Linked DNA regions of Homo sapiens: region 1 is linked to region 2. The links are chromatin contacts, found by Hi-C or POLR2A ChIA-PET in ENCODE. All regions are on one chromosome and are shown on one strand. Each heading gives the region's core, a stretch centred on a gene start or an enhancer-like site at or near the end of the contact. The rest is flanking DNA. Distances are from core to core; before and after follow the strand shown. Region 1 overlaps DOCK10 (dedicator of cytokinesis 10). Region 2 overlaps CUL3 (cullin 3).

Evidence for each region. Hi-C counts contacts between places; a loop is a spot of excess contacts on that map. ChIA-PET counts read pairs that join two places held with the same protein, here RNA polymerase II (POLR2A). Pooled maps may share reads with other maps.
Region 1: a loop to region 2 is called in a map with no recorded cell type, with 2.7 times the contacts of the local background. The contact joins two enhancer-like sites. A Hi-C loop is called at or near these places in 3 of 37 single-sample maps with no recorded cell type and 4 of 50 pooled maps. POLR2A ChIA-PET finds 5 or more read pairs at or near these places in 2 of 52 experiments (OCI-LY7 and activated T-cell).

What each region holds. Positions count from the first base shown.
Region 1 is chr2:224,759,987-224,766,573 of GRCh38, forward strand. It overlaps DOCK10 (dedicator of cytokinesis 10), which reads right to left. Exons shown (of 56, transcript NM_014689.3): 56 at 5,104-5,851. The coding sequence ends at 5,735. Among named protein-coding and RNA genes, the nearest start is that of CCDC195, 47 kb to the left of the region's middle. Within about 2 kb of position 4,690, at least 3 of the 41 ENCODE cell types and tissues checked have a DNase peak (open chromatin) inside an H3K27ac peak, as active enhancers do; they include OCI-LY7, where a contact is called at or near this core.
Region 2 is chr2:224,519,576-224,526,514 of GRCh38, forward strand. The region is part of intron 3 of CUL3 (cullin 3); the gene reads right to left. Among named protein-coding and RNA genes, the nearest start is that of CUL3, 62 kb to the right of the region's middle. RefSeq lists a silencer at 2,083-2,152. Within about 2 kb of position 1,861, at least 5 of the 41 ENCODE cell types and tissues checked have a DNase peak (open chromatin) inside an H3K27ac peak, as active enhancers do; they include OCI-LY7, where a contact is called at or near this core.

The sequences.
Region 1 (6,587 bases), core at 3,440-5,939, 240 kb after region 2:
CCTAAAGCCAGTGCCCAGTACCTCATGAGATGCTCAAACCTCCCAGGAGTGGAGGTGGCCTCACATATTCCTTCTCAACCCAGTATTTGAGGAAACAATTTCCTTTTGATTGGAGTTGACATTTGAATTGGAGTTCCTTTGGAAACAAAAAAGGCATGGAGTGAGAAGGGGAGGGGGTTCTGTTTAACCAAGGTGGGCCTGGGTGTAGGCTGAGAAAGGACTGTGACAAGGTAAGAGTAGGTAGCAGGTGACAGGAGAGGACAAGAATCTAATGGAGCTTGGAGCAAAGAGGACTTGGGAAACTTCCAAATAAAAAGATCATGTTGATAACAATTTTGCCTAAGTTTGCTCCTGCAGGTAAACATATCCAGTATCAAATACTTCAGTGGCAAAACCCTGCTCAGGCTGAGAACTCAAAAGAAGCCAAAATCCAGTAAACTCTGATACTGTCAAAATACTCCCTTATAAAAGAGATTCAAGGACACTCATTCCTACAATGAAGTCTGGGCCCCCAGTCCATCTTCCTCCGCTCCCCATTCCCTGCCCTAGCATTTTCTCTGGAATGACTCCATCCAACAGAACTTTGAGAATTTGACTCCAAAACTCTGAAGGGCAGGTCAATAGGTTGAACTGCCAAGATTACAAAGATGAAGACACAATCTGCCTTCAGGGACGCCATGACAGGATTGGAAGAAAACACAGATAATGACATGATAACTGATGGCATAACTGAGGAGAAGAGGGAGATGGGTGATGCAGGCAACACTTGCCAGTCATGGGCAGAGGATGGAAAATCCAGACATGCTAGGAACACAAGCAAAGCCTCAGGAAAACCTACTGACTTAGCCCACTCCTCAAAAGACAGACTCTGAGGTGGAGATTTATATGCAAGACGTTTACAAAGCAATTCCCAATGCTTCTTGGGAATTTGCTTAGAGGGAGGAGTTGAACTGTGAAGCAGTTGCAAGAGGCCTTTTAGTAGGAGCTGGGGAACCAGGATGGCCTTTAGAGTCGGGGCAATGAGCGCCTTTGTGCTTCTCATCCTCAACCAGTCATTGAAGTGAGCTTCTGCTGGGCTGGCGATGTGACCTGGAGCAAGAGGGACTCAGTTAAGAGCCACTGGGAGTCCAAGTAGCTGGGAAAACGGGGACCTCAGTCCTGAGGGAGGATCTAGGTATGATTTCACTGCATCCACTGTACATATGAGCTGGGTCCTGATGTGTATGGGTTAGATTTGCGTGGTTGGAGTAAAGGGAGAAAGGGACAGGAACTTTTTTTTTTTTTTTTGGAGACAGAGTCCCGCTCTGTCGCCCAGGCTGGAGTGCAGTGGTGAGATCTCGGCTCACTGCAAACTCCGCCTCCCGGGTTCACGCCATTCTCCTGCTTCAGCCTCCCGAGTAGCTGGGATTACAAGTGCCCGCCACGACGCCTGGCTAATTTTTTGTAATTTTAGTAGAGACGGGGTTTCACCTTGTTAGCCAGGATGGTCTCTATCTCCTGACCTCGTGATCTGCCTGCCTCCGCCTCCCAAAGTGCTGGGATTACAGGCGTGAGCCACCGCGCCCGGACTGTTTTTTTTGTTTGTTTTTTTTTGTTTTTGTTCTTTTTTTTTTAAAGTGAGCAGAACATTGCGGCTCTAGTGAAGGTTACGCATAGGCAAGCAGACGGGGTGTGAAATTAGGAGGAAGGCAAGGGGCTCCCTGCAGAGAATCTTGAAGGCCAGTCATGCCTGCACTTCGTCATTTTCTCAACAAAATATATTAACATATAACATTTAATATATGGTATATAGTTTTTCGCTGCTATAAGTGTAGGGGTGGAGGATATGGGGGCCACTTGTAATATGAGCAAATAATAACTTTGATTTAGTATCATTTTGTCACATTTGTTCTCAAATATTTATTATTTTCTTAACTGCTCATGGGAGTACTGAAATCCTATAATATATGTATTTTTGGCTTTCTGGGGTTTGACTAATATAAGATGATAAATCATCCACCTGCAAACATAGTGGACCTCTTCTGCAGAGAGACCAACATTCAGGGTTCTAAAAGCCAAGCCTTCCCAGCAATGTTCTCTCCATCTCCCTGTGACTACATCCCGCAGAAAGCTGTCATTAGGAAGGAAACATGGTGTTTGGACCATTTGTACTGGTTTCTAAGTGAGTGTTAACACAGGAATACAGATGTACTATGTGAGGTTTGGATAATGGACACTCATTTATAAGGTAATTGTCACCAAAAATAGGGGATTATGTTAATTTTTTATAGTCTGGGCATTTTGCACTTTGAAATGAGAATGAAAAAAGAAGTAGCTACTGAGTGGGATGATGAATGAATGAGGGGACAGAGCCAGGGCTGACATCCCAAGTATTAGATCCACATATTCTGTGTTGGATCTTTTCCAGGGTAAATTATAGAGGAAAATGCCATTTGTCTTATTTTCATCCTTTCCATCTGTGGAACTTGAAGAGTTACTACCATTTTTTATTGAGCTTGTTTTGAGGAGTATTAATTTAACTTTATACAAAGATGAAAAAGAATGTAAAATAAGAATTTGGTTTCTTGGCAATTCGAAATGAGGTCACTGTTTTACAAGGCCTTATCATCCGTACAGTCATTTTTTTAAGGGTAGCTAATTAGCGGAGGATCCAGTGGAGTTTTTATACCCAGTATGTCTAAGAATCATGTGGGCTTGGGTACTGGACTCCACTCCAGGGGGTTCTATTTCAGAAGTTCTTATGGCACAGAGAAGTATGCACTTGAACAGGTGTTTTGTCTGATTCTGAAGCAAGTGGTCTTCTGTCCATGAGTGATTACTACAGTGAGATAGATAATAAAAGTTTGTTTGAACTGGGGCCTACACATGCCTATGGGATCTAGGCAGGAAATATAAATAACAGGGGCTGCCCGATAGAAGCTGATTAGGGCTTGGTGCCTATTGCTGCAAGCTGGAAAACACATGTAAATGGAGCAACAGTGTCTCAATTTTCACTTGTTGTTGTGATGGGGGAGTGCGATTCCAATACTGCTAAATGGCCTGAGCATTCAACAGATATCAGAAAGCTGGAAATCTATACAAAGTCTCGTAATATTTAACTGTTGACACCTAATTGAAATAAAATAAAGACTACGTGTTTGGCAGATAAAATACGTATGCTGGATTCCATCTCTGAGCAGCCAGTCTGATGTGTCTGGTCTAGAGAAAGGAAGAAATAAAAGGTGTTGGGATTGTGCAGGGTGAGTTTCAACGCTGTTAAGGCAGAGTGGTCTTAGGTGATTCTCTTTAGAGAAGCTGTATTTAAACTTCTTGTTCTATGAACAGTGTCAGGGGCAAAACGGTGACATGATCAAAGATATTGTGGTTTGTGATGCAAAAATAGAATATTTGGCACCTAACACAAGCACAAAGATCTATTATTTTCAATTACTTCCTTAGAGTTTTTTTGGAAGATTTATTTTCAGATTTGGAGGTAACCCATTGCCAACCGTGTCCTGGGGGCATGGGAGATGGGTGGATTGGCATGGGCAAGAGGACTTGAGCCTACAGGTGGAAGTTAGGTGGGAGATGATATTGGAGGCAGCATCTTCCTGGGTGCCTGGAATAGTAATGTCTAAGGTGGCCTAAAGCTACACATGGGGAAATTAAAAGAAAAGACCTGAGATGCTGACCCAGACAGTCAGGAACCAAGAGAACTGGAGGCAGAATGAAGCTGGGAATAATGCTTTGGGCCAGAGCTCATCAAAGGGCAATCTTTTCTATAAAGAAGTGAGCTCTATTTGAGAAAAGAATAGTTAAATGTGTCTTGAGGCCAGGCGTGGTGGCTCATGCCTGTAATCCCAGCACTTTGGGAGGCTGAGGCAGGCAGATCACGAGGTCAGGAGATCGAGACCATCCTGGCCAACATGGTGAAACCCCGTCTCTACTAAAAATACAAAAATTAGCCAGGCATGGTGGTGCGTGCCAGTAATCCCAGCTACTCGGGAGGCTGAGACAGGAGAATCACTTGAACCCGGGAGGTGGAGGCTGCAGGGAGCCGAGATCGCGCACTGCACTCCAGCCTGGGCAACAGAGTGAGACTCTGTCTCAAAAAAAAAAAAAGTGTCTTGAGGGATCCGAGTTCTCACCCAAAATATCTTTCTATCCCTTCTGTGTACTCAAAATGTAAATACGTATTCCAACCCCTTACCTCCCTCCTCACCATCATGTACTGACATGGCCAATGGCCTTGCATAGCAGAAAGATGAGCTCAGCTGAAGTCTCCTTTTTTATGTCTGGGGCTTTGGAATGGCTGCTGAAGGTGAGTATGAAATTAGATTCTCTAGCTTGCCTTCTGCACCTAGAAGCAGCTCAGTTCGGGTCCATGGCAGCCAGTATTCACTAGGGGAGGGAAGTGGGCCAGAGAGTGGAAAATGTCAGTGGTTCCCAAACGTAGGTCAGCACCTATCGGTCATTGCTCTGATAAGCTCATAACATGGTGGTAGCAAACAATCCTGAATCGTAACACAGCAAAATGGTATTTCTCACTCAAGACTATATGACCAATAGCGTTAGCAGGGAGTGTGTGTGTGTGTGTCTTGCTCATTGTAGTTTCCTGGGTACTGAGGCTGAAACAATATGTCAAAGGTAAGTAAATCAGGGCTTCAGGTACATCAAAGATAAGTACATCAGGGGAAGAGGCTGGGAAGAACTACTTACTGGCTTTGAAGCCTCTGCCTGAAAGTAACACATGTTACTTCTGCCTACATTTCAGTGGTTATAGCAAGTCACATGGTCATGCTTGCCTTCAAAAGAGGCAGGAAACTGCAATCCTACCACAAGATTAGAGCAGAGAAATGGAACATTTGTGATCTCTCTGAGAACCTCCACAGACCTCAAGATTCGGATTCATTAGATTTTCCCCAAGTCATTCTAAGTCTCTCCTACATTTGGAAACCTCTGATCTACCCAGTTCATCTTTGGAGGAACTTCTTAGCTGAGATTTGAGTCCTTTGTTGGTTTCTTGGCAAGGCATCCTAAGTATTGAGTATAGATTTGCATTCAGAAGATATTCAATGAACCATTTTTCTCAGTAACTCACCCACTCTTCAACAGGAAACCAAATGCAAAGTAACTGTGTTTTTTATTTCTATGAACAATAAAATACTTTCATAATTTCACATCCCATTGCTTTTAAGAGCACATATATTACAAATAAAGGAACTCCACAAACTTTAAAGATTAGTATTTATCAACGCTTTTGTACACATACACAAATATTTTAATATAATGGTATCTGAAATGTTATTCATATATTTTTAGTACTGTCATAGTATTAACTAAAAAGGATCTTTTAAATTTGGTAAAAACCGTATATTTTACAATCTTTTATTTACATCTGAAATATGCTTAAATGTTACAAAAACATTCACTTTAACCTTTAAAATATGTGTACTAGGACTGGGGTACTGACCATACAATAACTGACAGCAAACTTAGGGTTTGCATTTGAGCTACACATTCACTGGAATTTCATGGCAAATATTCAACCTGGCTTGATCAACACTGCTCAAAGAAAAAAAAATTATACAAAATGTGCAAATTCAGAGGTTGGCAAAATTCTGAAGCTAGCGAGGTAAACAAAAATATTAACACCATGAAAACTTCAAATAAATTAAACCTATCTTTCTCTTCCCCGAGATTAGCTGCAAATTCAGAAAGTTCTCTTAGAGGTGGGTCTGATGCTGCAGAGCCCTCAGACTTCAGCACTAGATGAGATGGAGACCGTGGGTAGGGCCGGAGTTGCTTTGCTAATTACTCGAGTGCAGGTTTGGTCCACTCCGCGCTTTGACAGGTCGTCCCTGCCCGTAATCTTAAAACAGGGAAAAACACAACACAACAGAATGCAGAGGTTAATGTTAATATCCCAAACACAAAATTAAAACCCAGAATAGAGGTTTTCATTCCCCACAGGGTAATTTATTCAAATTATAAAAAGACACATATTAAAGTGGATCTAAAGAATTTTCCCCCAAGACCACGTGCTAGCTTTAACTTTTGGTGAAAGTTAAAATATTTTCACAATCCTCTTCTGCTATCTGACATAAATTTATAAATGTTTGGATGAAACTTACAAATATATCTGAGTAATTCCAGGATTTTATTCTATTCTAAAAGTTTATAATTTATATTGTCAGCATCTGCCAAAAAAGGGAAACATTAGAAATTTTATTTAAATGTTTGCATAAAAGGAAATATAGTAAAAAAGTCTTGACCTGATTTTAATCTTGAAAATAATGTTAGTGTGCCTAAAAAATACTTTATCAGATTGATTCAAACAATGACGTGTAAGCATAATAACAACAGAAACTCCAGACACTTTTAAAATATATTTTTGTACAGAAGAGATTTCTGTACAAAGAATTGTGAAGATTTTCCCACTAACTTCACACATTATCCCACTGTGCCATGACCTTCATCTCTACTCTTCCAAGATAGAATCGCTACTTCTGTAAGTGCCCCAAAGAGCACTCAGCTGAGAGCATCCTATACTACCAATAAATTCTCCTTATGATCAATATCACAAAGCTCTGAATAATCTGGCTGAT
Region 2 (6,939 bases), core at 611-3,110:
AATAAATGGAGAAGAAACACAGAAACTTAAGTGTGGCTCTATAAAACTATTAATAGTAATACTAAATAATCATTTATATTAAATGTCTGACATGTATGATTAATTACCATCAAGTACAATTAAGGGTACAGATGCATAACCCTTGAGTATTTGTGTGCATATGTTAAACAGAAATGCACACATATATTCACAGTAAACTTGTGATATGCACATGATATGATTCTAATATCATTTAAATTCTTGTGAGGTTTTAATTTTTATGTGTCTATTTTTTAAGATTTTTTAAAAGTCCCAGCTCCGGTTACCTCTAACTAGCAAACTCAAAGTATGAACAAGATTTTAAAAATCATTCCAAAAGAGAAAAAAAAAAAATTAAAGACTGATTTTAAAATGTCTTAATCCCAGGCTTTGACCAAAATGTAGTGACCAAAATGTAGTATGAGTTTGACATTAGTCACTTATCTACTAAAGAGACCTTAGCAGAGATAGAAAGTTGGTGGCTTTTTCTACTTGCCTTTTTAAAGCCAAAAACAGGCATTTTAAATATAAAATGTTCTGAAAAACATGTTCGAAAGCCTAATGTGAGTCAAGCATTATGTTTACATAAAGGGATGTGAGTTTCATCACCACAGAGATAAACCACATTTTAAATCTCTATTTACAGTTCTCTCTCAAGGGTTGCTATTCCTTGGCCAAGCAGGCCTGCAATGAGCAAAAACTTTCACAAGCTAGGTGGACCTGTGGTGAGAGACAGGAGCCAATGGTGGGGACCCACCTCATGCCCCCCTTTTCACAGCTGGTTCTGCATCTGACTTCATCCATACAGTAAGCTTGATAAACCAACTTCATTTGTAACATAAGCACTTCATTTGTAACATAACATCTATCTCACAATGCTATTCCACTCATTTCCACTTCTAGTCCTGAAAATAAATAGCTTTTAAGACCAACTTCCCTGCCAACAACTATAAAGGCTGGATAAAAAAATACAAAAGCACCACCAGTTTTAAAACATCAACTAGGACAGGCAGGTCTCCAGGAGTTGGACTGGAGAGAGATGGAGTCTTTCTAAGCCACAAGAAAAGGAAAGCTCAACCAGGTGACCTCCATGGAAAACTCCTGCAAATGCTTACTCAAGACCTAGGGCTCTTTGCATGCCCAGAAGACACGAGGACACCAACAAACAAAATGCTTGGCCCTACAAGACCACAGATATTACTACTTCCACCATCTTGGCAAAGATGTGCCTCTTCCTCTTCACCCTACCAACATATCTAAATAGTTAAATGATGTATAAGAAATCAAATTCAGCACATAAAAGTATGCTCAAAGGTGTCAAGACACACAATGCAAAAATACAGTTCCTATTGAAGCTAAACCTATGCAAAGTCAAGGGGTGTCTCTTAAAGTGCGCTAAATAGTTTCATTACTCAGGGAGTGGCATTACAAACAAATCAAATAAAAAGTTAAAATAAAAACAAATGTGAAAATTAAGTCCAAAAAACAACTTAACTCTTACTACTTAATTTACCTGCAAGAAAAAGTTTAGTAAATATTTTTAATAGTCATTATGTTACAGAAAAGCAAGCTAGGATAAATGGGTTCTAGGCAAAATCAATGGTGCACCCAAGGAAAGAAACAACTTAAAAATTGTTATTTTATCATTCCTATCTAATGTTTCATTTGTAACTATGAGTAAACAGGTGTTTGAGAACAAATTCTAAAACTAACCTTTGGGTCACATTCAACTCTGAAAGCTTAGTATAAATATAAATACAAAAGTCCTCTGGTTCTATTACAAAGTTTAAGGGAGCTTTTAATAACATGTTTGCTTTAAAGTCCAGTAGTTTCATACTTCTTTTTTTTTTTTTTTGAGACAGAGTCTCGCTCTGTTGCCCAGGCTGGAGTGCAGTGGCACGATCTCGGTTCACTGCAACTTCCGCCTCCCAGGTTCAAGTGATCCTCCTGCCTCAGCCCCGCTAGTAGCTGGGATTACAGGTATGTGCCACCATGCCCGGCTAATTTTTGTATTTTCAGTAGAGTTGGGGTTTCACCATGTTGGGCCAGGCTGGTCTCTAACTCCTGACCCGCCTCGGCCTCTCAAAGTAGTTCAGTACTTTTACTACTACTCCTAATAGACCAAGGATAGTTATTTATTAGTACTTATTCATCTATCCTCTGCCTGGTCCCACATATGGCCAGCAGTAGCTATTTATTTAGGAAAAAAAAAAAAGGTTTAACAATGTGTGAATTGCTGTGAAAGTTGGTCTTTTAAGCTAACTGTCAAGCTGGTTAATCAAACTCTTAAATAGTTCTTCTTTCAGTTTCTTATCCTCATACTAAGAACATCTGTAACTGTTTTTGTCTACTACTGTAAAAGAGAATACGAAAAGACAAATGTAAACAGGGTTAAAAAAATCTTTATAAATATTAAATACTTATTCTGCTAGTAAGCTAGAGATAAACCCTGAAAAGTTAAACTCACATTTAAAATTAAAAAAAAAAAAAAAAGAGGCAAATAACTCTATGACAAGTCTGTCAGAACATGTTAGAACTTGCCTTACCAAATTTAATCACTAAGGTAATCCTCTATTAACAAGTAATAAAATATTTTCAGAGTTCACTTTCAAATCATGAAATAAATACAGATTTAAAAAGGTTTAACACAATGAAGACAGAAATAGAAAAATTTTAAATGAGCAGAAAAGTAGTAAAAAGTTTCTACTGCAGAATCATAGTGGGGGAAAAAAAGTCTAATTATAATTAGATCGAAGTTTAAAGAACTTTCTCAATACTTTCCATGATACCAGTAACTGACTACACTTCTAAAACAGCACCAGTAACATATGAATTAGTAAATTGTACAGATAAACATTTCTAGATATAAAAATATTACTGATAAATTTGGTAGAGAAGCATATGATATGGTGTCAAAAAACCTGGTGGACTTAGCCACTACTAAAAAGCTCAGAGTTTCCACCACAGTAAAAATTTTCTTAAAATCTTTCTTGGGAGGCCGAGGCGGGCGGATCATGAGGTCAGGAGATCGAGACCATCCTGGCTAACACAGTGAAACCCCATCTCTACTAAAAAATACAAAAAAATTAGCCAGGCGTGGTGGCGGGAGCCTGTAGCCCAGCTACTTGGGAGGCTGAGGCAGGAGAATGATATGAACCCGGGAGGCGGAGCTTGCAGTGAGTCAAGATCCTGCCACTGCACTCCAGCCTGGGTGACAGCGTGAGACACCGTCTCAAAAAAACAATCCTTCTCAGGGGTCTGAAAAATTTTAACAAGAAAAACACAGTTGTGAAAATTTTTTATTTAAAAATAATTTCCATTTAAGAATTGTCTACCAAGATATTGGACAAATCAAACCCATGTTTCTCTAAAGTTGTGTAAACTGCAATAAATCATAAAATAAAAACACTGTTCTCTACTTCAAATTTAATAATCTAGAGGTCAGAGGGAAAAAAAACAGTTAATCACACTTTGAGGTCTTAGAGCAATGAATTTATAAGACTATCTTTCAGGAAAGAAGACCTGTATTAGAGAAGCAATACAATTCAGTGGTTAAGAGCACTGATTCAAGAACCAAATAGCCTCTGTTTCAGTCTTGTCTGCCATTTACTAGGTGTGACCTTAGTATCTGTCTCAGTTGCCTCATCTGTAAAATAACATCTACCTCAAAATGTTATTCCACCTTTAGTACTGAAAGAAAAGCTTTTGTAAGACCAACGCCCCTGGAAGAACAACTATAAAAGCTGGATGAAAATAAAAAACTACCACCTCATACCCATTAGAAGAGTTACTATAAAAAAAAAAAACACAAAACACAAAATAACAAGTTTTGACAAGAATGTGGAAAAATTAGAGCTCTCGTGCACTGTTGGTGGAAACCTAAGATAGTATAGCTGCTGTGGAAAGCAATATAGCAGTTCCTCAAAAATTACAAAAACAATTAACATAGGATCCACTAATTCCACTTCTGGGTATACACCCAAAAGAAATGAAAGCACATCTTGAAGAGGTATTTGTACATTCGTGTTCACAGCAACATTATTCACAGTAGCCAAAAGGTGAAAACAACTCAAGTGTCCATCAACAGATGAACAGATAAACAAAATGTGGTCTACACATAGAATGCGGTATTATGCAGCCTTAGAAAGGAAGTAAACTCTCACATATGCCGTAATACGATGAACCTTAAGGACATGCTAAGTGAAATATGCCAGTGACAAAGGGACAAACACCTTATGATTCCACTTACATGAGGTAATGAGTGATCAAATCATAAACAGAGAAGGTAGAATGGTAGCTGGCAGAGGCTTGGTGGAGGGGAAAATGGAAAGTTACTGTTTAGTGAGTACAGAATTTCAGTTTTGCAAGATGAAAAGAATTCTGGAGAGGATGGTGGTGACAGCTCTGTACAACAATGTGAACGTACACTTAATAGCTCTGAACTGCACACTTAAGGGTAAGATGGTAAATTTTATATGTATTTGACCACAATTAAAAAAACAAACCAAAAACCCCCAGTGTTTAAAAGCATCAAGAGTAACAAAGGCAACCTAGACTTGTAGGGCCAAGATTCCGGAGAAAAGGCAAACATACTGAGAGGAGCCCCATACCAGCCTTCACTGGTTCCCTTCAGTCACTTGCTGTCTTTGGAGGACTGGAAATAAGAGCCCAACCAGAAAGACAAAAGTGGAGTTGGTTACCAAGCAGCTAGGACTTAAGATGTCAAGGTTCTGAAGAGGAGAGAAACACAAAGAGCCGCAATTTCTGCAAGAAATTTTTCACTGAGATGTTTACTGATACAGCACCCTAAGCAAGGGGTGATGACACCAAGAATCCAAACAGAAACTATCAAAGGGAGGCTGAAGATCTGTGCTGAAGAGACAACTGTTAGAATTCTAGGAACATTAATTCAGAAGGCAACCTGGCAAACACCTCAGGCTTTCTTTCAGTTCAGACCCCAGAGGAACTATGCTCTGTGAATAGGTATGTCCTGGAAATAAAGGCAAACTGTTAACAGACCAACACTAACTAAAAGCTAGCCTCAACTAGATCACGGTGATCTGACTGTACTTTACCTGCCTGCCGGAACAAAATTAAATTTACTTTGGAGGAAGGTATCATGCAGGGCCTCCACAATTTTTCACAAACAATACTGGAATTCAAATTTTAAAACACCATGCTTGCCCGTTTCCCCCACAAAACAAAACAAAAACAACCCAGGATCAAAAGTATAAAAACCAAAGGGGAAAAACCCCAAGAAGTCAAAATGTTCTAAGACCTTTGCCCTACCCAGAAAGTGGTAAGTAACAAAACAAAAAACTAATCTAATGCATATAATCTCTAAGGTAACTACTAAAATAACATGTAAATAATAAGCTAATGGGGGTGGGGGTAATAAAATACACTTATTAATCTAAAGAAAGCAAAAAAAAAAAGCTGAGGAAAGTAATAAAGAACAGATGAGACAGAAAAAAAAAACAGGACAGTAAATTTAAACCCAAATGTATCAGTAATTATTTTAAATGTAAACAAACTAAATGCTTCAATATATGGAACAAGTGATACACCTTAAAATTCTGGGTTTATCATAAACTCTACTAAACAGTCAATTAATGTAATTCTTTTGCACTGAGGTGATTGATAGAGCACAGTGGTGAAGACCATGAGCTTTAGAATCAACTTCTAAATTCAAATTTGAATCAAAAATCAAACACTGCAAATTCAAAGGCTTAAATCCAATGTTCTACTCCAGTTATTCAGTAAATGTATGATTTTGGCGGGTTAATCTCTCTAACCTCATTCTTAATCTTTCTAACCTCAGTTTTCCATTCACAAAAATGGAGATAACATTCAACTTTAAGGTCAAGTATTTAAAACATGTGGCACAGTGATACAGGTATGTAATAAATGATATCTGTTGTTATGTATTTGGAAAAACATTTACCTTCAAAGAAACACAATAAATTTTTTTGTTTTATTGATCTCCTAAAGTATTGCTTAAAAATAACAAAAATAATGATAAGATAATAATATTGTTAGGATTAAATAAACATACATAAAGTGCTTAAACAGTGCCTGGCACGCACCAAAGGTAAAAGTATTATTTGCTCTTTTGAGTAGCAGTGTTGGGGAGACTCAGCCAAGGAAGGCTTATATTAACCTACTTGAAGAGTTCCTAAAGAAACTGTGATCAACTTAATCTACTCTGTTTTCTTCCTTCATTATCATAATTCCTCAGACACTACATCTAGCTGTTCACTTTCAGTTTTAAGATGGTATAAAACTTAAGAGCTAAAAGGGCTCTAACATTTAAAATAATCTAATCAACATATCCTTACAGATTCCATAGATAGGTTTCAGGCACCCATAAACCCCTTGAAACTGCACAAAGTATGTGTTCTATGGTATGTGCATGCACACATGCCTGCCTCTTCCAGGAGAGAGTTCGTGAAATATGACCATTTTCCAAAGGATCTATGACTCCCAAAAGATAAGAATCAGATCTCTTGTCCAATAATTTTACAGATAAGAAAACAAGAGTCTTGAGAGGGTAAATAACTTGAGCAAATTAATGACAAAGCAGGAACTAGTTTCTTAATTCACATTAAACATTCTTCTCACTACTCCAAACTTCCCATATACATTGTCAGAGTCCACTTTATGTATACAAGTTCATTCCCTTTACTCTATCAAGATGTGATGTATTTCCGGGCTGGGCGCTGTGGCTCATGCCTGTAATTCCAGCACTTTGGAAGGCCAAGGCAGGTGGATCACCTGAGGTCGAAAGTTCGAGACCAGTCTGGCCAACGTGGTGAATCCCGTCTTTAAGAAAAATACAAAAAATTAGCTGGACGTGGTGGTGGGCGCCTGTAATCCCAGCTACTCGGGAGGCTGAGGCAGAAGAATCGCTTGAACCCAGGA